2 separate regions of the Homo sapiens genome follow, and region 2 is linked to region 1. A link is an interaction called in ENCODE POLR2A ChIA-PET data of the cell type or tissue named here. Cell type or tissue: MCF 10A. All regions are shown on one strand.

What was found. Peaks named below come from ENCODE experiments on the same cell type or tissue, not always from the same donor. Only the 100,000 strongest peaks of a DNase experiment are listed, where the experiment ranks them.
Region 2: POLR2A ChIA-PET joins it to region 1 with 14 read pairs; 4 of 35 experiments call an interaction of 5 or more read pairs at or near these places.

The regions. Positions count from the first base shown.
Region 1 is chr1:206,105,296-206,107,795 of GRCh38, forward strand. It overlaps AVPR1B (arginine vasopressin receptor 1B), which reads right to left. Exons shown (of 2, transcript NM_000707.5): 2 at 1,641-2,500. Among named protein-coding and RNA genes, the nearest start is that of AVPR1B, 11 kb to the right of the region's middle. In MCF 10A, a CTCF peak has its summit at 1,478 (motif pointing left); a DNase peak (open chromatin) is centred at 1,446.
Region 2 is chr1:206,000,030-206,002,529 of GRCh38, forward strand. All of the region lies in intron 1 of RAB7B (RAB7B, member RAS oncogene family), which reads right to left. Among named protein-coding and RNA genes, the nearest start is that of RAB7B, 2.1 kb to the right of the region's middle. In MCF 10A, no CTCF peak of the experiment used is centred here; DNase peaks (open chromatin) are centred at 792, 1,562 and 2,272.

The sequences.
Region 1 (2,500 bases):
CTGGAGAACTGTCTGTGTCTGGGCTCAGAGGCTGCTGTGATACTCTGGCGCAGGGAGTTGACGTCAGGGAGACCAGAGACCAGAGGCTAGAATGATTGTAGACCATCTGATTAAGCTCTGTAATAAACTCTGCTTCAGAAATATGACATTCAGTAGTGAATATATCATGGAGGTTAACATTAGAACCCACCCTGATTGCTTATTAAGTGAAGGCATTCTTGGAGAGTGCTGTTAGATTTAACAGTTAGATTTAACAGTAGATTTAAACGTGTGACCCTACCAAGTGACTTACAGAGGTTAGAACTTCAATAGTGCACATGACTGCTCAGATGCCCTCATAAGTACAGAGGAAGGCTGATGTCACCTCCTGAGGAGTTTGAGCCAATAAGCTAATAATTGGGGCCAGCTAACAAATTGAACTAATCCTCAAAGTCATTGCAAGCCACGTAGAAACAAAATGGCCTTTTGTTTGTCATATTTCCATGAGCTTCAAGGGTGAGCTGTCTAAATCGGTACAAATAGTCACCTGTATGAGTAACCACCCTTTGAGGAGCATAGCTTCCAGTTCAGTGAAGTCACATTCTCCCACGTTATATGTCATTGGTACCTCCCAGAAACAATCATACTGTTTCACACTGGGTTTCTCCATGGACATGGACTGGACAAAGATTTTTCCAAAATTATCTGATAATAAGACACAGAAAAACTGATTTGCTATTGGCAACCAGTAGATGGTGGATTACATGCCAACAATGACCTAGGAATATAGACCACAGTAGACCATAATAAATGTGACCTGTTTTCAATGAATTCTTATTCTAAAGGAGCAAGCATCCAAATGCTCACCATGGGAACTGCAGCAAAATTCCACGAGCATCCTATTAGCCACCAAGACGTGCTAGGGTGAGGAGGTATTTTACGCTCAACATCAGTGGGTTTCTTTGCTTCTGGAATTGGGACAGATTGCTGGGCTCCGAGGCACTCTCAGAGAAGCCTCCTAACCCATGCCCCCAGATTCTAAACCAGAACCCGTAAAGTAACTATAGCTCATGTGGCTTTTTGAGGTCCTACTAGGGCCCTCAAACACTGACTCATGTGTCTTGCTGCCTTTTGGGCAGGAATTCCTATACTCATTTCCTCACCTTGCAGTAGAAACCTCTTGTTCTTTGCCTTGCCAAATCTCCGTGGGTTTAGAGAGAACCCAGTGTGTGTCCATGTATCTCAGGAGAACCGGGTCAAGTGAGGGACCAAGACTCTTTGGAACTTGAGGACTCACAAGCTAAGAGGCTGGGTGACTTTCCTAGCCTTCCCTGTTAGTCATTACTGCTTCATATCCTCCAGGAGAGTTAAAGAATGTGCACTGGATCTCAGCAATATTTGGCTAGAGAAAGGGCCTTACCCTGATTCTTAGGCAGGAGCTGCCAAGTCAAGCCCAGCGGAGGCCAGGCCCACTTTTGGCTCCACACTGCCACCTTGTGGTCCTATGGCAAACTCGAAGACACTGCTTTTCCCACTTAAACTGGATGCAGGGTGGCCCCTTTCCCCAGCAACCTCACCCCTTCACTCAAGACAAACACACTTTAATTTTATCTTGCACATCCAATTATCATTGTCCCTAGAAAACTAAAGATGCGCAGGAATTTCCTGGATATTAAATCTTTTTATTGGTGAATTTCAACCTGGGTTTCTGACCCAGGAATGAACTGCTACAGCCTGGGCTGAATCTATAGCCCTGTAGTAGATAAGTGATCTATTTACATACAAAACACAGACACATTATCTGGGAAAGTACTGGCCTGTGCCAAACAACATAACGATTCTGAGAAATCCCCGTAGTCAACCGATGAACCCCTCCTGTCCTCCTCTCTGTCCCGTCTGCCCCTCATGTCCTGCTTGTACATAGGTTTTAAGGGACTAAAGTACTGTCATTCACAGTCACAGGATGGCATAAACAATTTACACAAGTGCCCAGCCAGAGACGGCATTGTTCAGTTTCTCCTGGGGTTAGCCGTCAGAAATGGGATTCACCCCAGAGAGCACAGAGCCTCCTTCTTGCTTCCACAGGGCCCCTCCTCCTTGAACCCTATCCAAGGCCCTTCCACTGGCCCAGACTGTCCAGGCGAGCCTCCTACAGGTCCTGCAGAACTTTCACTCATAGATCCGATGAGATCCACCATTTCCTTCAGGAGCTTCCTGGAATGGGTTCCCGAGGCCCTCAGCCAGTGTGCAGTCGCTCCCCACTGTCCATATCACAGGACAGAACCAGCTTTCTGGAAAAGATCAAGTGTAGCCTTTCCATGGGAGGAACAATGAGGGCTCCAAAGCCACCACCCCAAGTAAATTATTCTTGTGCAATGCAAAACAGAAAATATCATAGTAGTAAGAGGGGATCTATAGAAGGCAAAGGGTAGACAAGAAAGTGCTTTAGTCAGCCTTGATCCCAGGTCTGTCTCCTCTTTTCCTCTCTGAACTGTAGACTCTTTTGGGTCAGGACCCTGGA
Region 2 (2,500 bases), 110 kb before region 1:
TCTCAAAATGTTGGCATTACAGGTGTGAGCCACCACGCCTGGCCAAGGGCAGTTTTAAAAAGATGAAATAATGAAGTGGGAAGCTACACGTGATGGCTTTAAGTAAGAAAAAAGAAAATCACTGAACGTTTTATATAGTGTGATAAGAAAGCTAAGGGGAGATATACACTAAATGATTCATAAGAGGGATGGGAAAGGTAGATTAGAGGCTAAGAGCTATCATTTTATGTTATATATGTTTTGTTTTAAAATTTGTTACACAAGCCTAAGTTGTTTTGTAATTTAAGAATATCAAATAATCACTTAACATTTCTTTAAAAAGATGTGTGGATGGCAGCCCAAAGCAATTTGAGCGTGATTTTCAGATAGGACAAATTACTTCTGTGAGCAAGAGAGTGAGGATGTCTGGTGCCATGGAGTGATCATGAGTTTGGGACTCAGAATTCTCATCCTGGCTCCACACATTTGTGGCCTTGGATGGGTTACTGAACCTTGGGGCGTCTGTTCCCTCATGGGTAAAATGGACATCACTCGTGGCTGTGGCTTCCTCTGCAGGTGACATGTGTCATGATCTTATAACACAGCACTGGTCCCCAAGTTGGGAAGGATCCAGATAATTGTTTACCAGCTGGGAGAGGGGGTGAGTCTAGAGGCCAGGGCCCTGGTTGGTCATGCTTGCCACTTCCTATGGTGTAAACACTTCCACCATGGCTGACTTCAAGCTACCAGCGTGGAGCCTGCTCCAGCACACTCCTGCAAGGACTTCAAAGGTCATTTATGCCAAGCACCACCCTGTGCTTGAGTCATCTCTTCCACATCCATGAAAGGTAGAGCCAGACCTGCCCCATGGAGCTGCCTCCCGCTCCTAGGAGTATTTCTCCTGAGGGCCACACAAAAAGTGCTCAAGATCCTGGTAAGTTACCTCGGCCTTAACTTTGGGCTCCCACATTCCACCCCCTCCCTGGTTCCTTTCCCCTAGATGCTCACTCAGGGTGTGCTGCTACTGCAGGTTCCCCTACCCTATCCTAGAAGGGCAGGAGTTTGCTGAGGCTGCTATTTTATAAGAGCCCAGTCCTTGGGCCCAGCCTCACTAGGAGCAACAAAGAGTGACTGGGACCAGGTCCGTGGGAAGTGGGGGCGGTTTGTGGGGTGACGCAGCCTGGCTCACCTAGGAGGCACACGCAGATCTCATACAGTGGTTGGAGTCCCTTTCCATGTCATCTCTGCTGGGCTTTGGCAGTAGCCGTCTTTTTTTTTTTTTAGAATTGAAGTTTTTTATTAGAAACTTTTTAACTATGAATTCAATTTTTAAAGAAGCGTAGGACTATACAGCTTATCTATTTCTTTTTGAGATAACTTTGGTAATGTGTATCATTAAGGAATTTTTCTATTTCATCTCAGCTGTGAAATGTATAGGAATAAGTTGTTCATAATATTTCCATTTTATCCTTTATCTGTAAAAAGTGTAGTGTTGTCACTAAGCCTCATTCCACCCACTCAGCTGACTCAGATGCTTCAAACCAAGGAATCCTCCTAGAGGCTAGGCTGAGTCATCCTCTACTGTTAAGTAACAGTGAAAAGCAGGATTGAAATGCAGGACTCTGCCTTCAGCCAGCCCCGGTCCACACAGAGCAGAACTTGCGGTGACTGACTCCCCACTGGAGGTCCCCAGCTCTTTCCCCTTCTTGTCTGGCAGCACTTCTAAGCCTGGAGTCCTGGTCCTGCCCATTTGCCAAAGCTACAGTGTAGCTCAGCCCCTGTGGAGTAAGAAGGACTGAGCTGTTGCCAAGCCCCAGTGCCTGGCACCAGCCCTCCAAGAACGCTGGAACCCCCTTCCCTCTCATTTCTCACTTCCTTTCTCTCCTTACCCCGCTGGCTCCAACCTGAAACCAGGTACAATCTTCTGTCGCATCTGCATTGGGTGGGGTATCACTTCTGCTGACAGGAGACGAGTGAGCAGGGGCAGGTAAGGATTCTGAAGCAGACAGAGTCTCCCGCCCCCATCATACTATCTTTCCAGGCTCTTGTCCACTTTCAGCACCTCCCCTCCTGATCCCATACCTTGGAAAAGGACAAATATATCCACCCTAAAAAATAATGGGACCTACAATCTTGGAAGCAAAATTTGTCTGTGAAAAGAGGCTATGTAGAGAGCACAAGGCTTTGTTGCCTCCCAGTAATGTTCACAATTCCGCCTTACCCACCTCAACCCTAGCAGGTCTAGACCTGCTCCCTCTGGGAAGTGTACCTACAGCCCTGGTTTCAGGAGGCTTGGCGCTCTTGTTCTTTAGGTTATTTGAGGATCTTGTCTCCTTGAGTAGACTGTCCATGCCTGAAGGGCAGGGCTGTGCCTCACACCTCTCTGTATCCCACTAAAGAGCCTGACCAATGCTGGGATTCTAGAGGTTTCCATGAACAGCCATCCATCCACTCATCCATCCATCTGTTCATCTGTCTGGCACAGGCAGTGCATGCTTACTAAGCCCCAGCACTGTGTAGG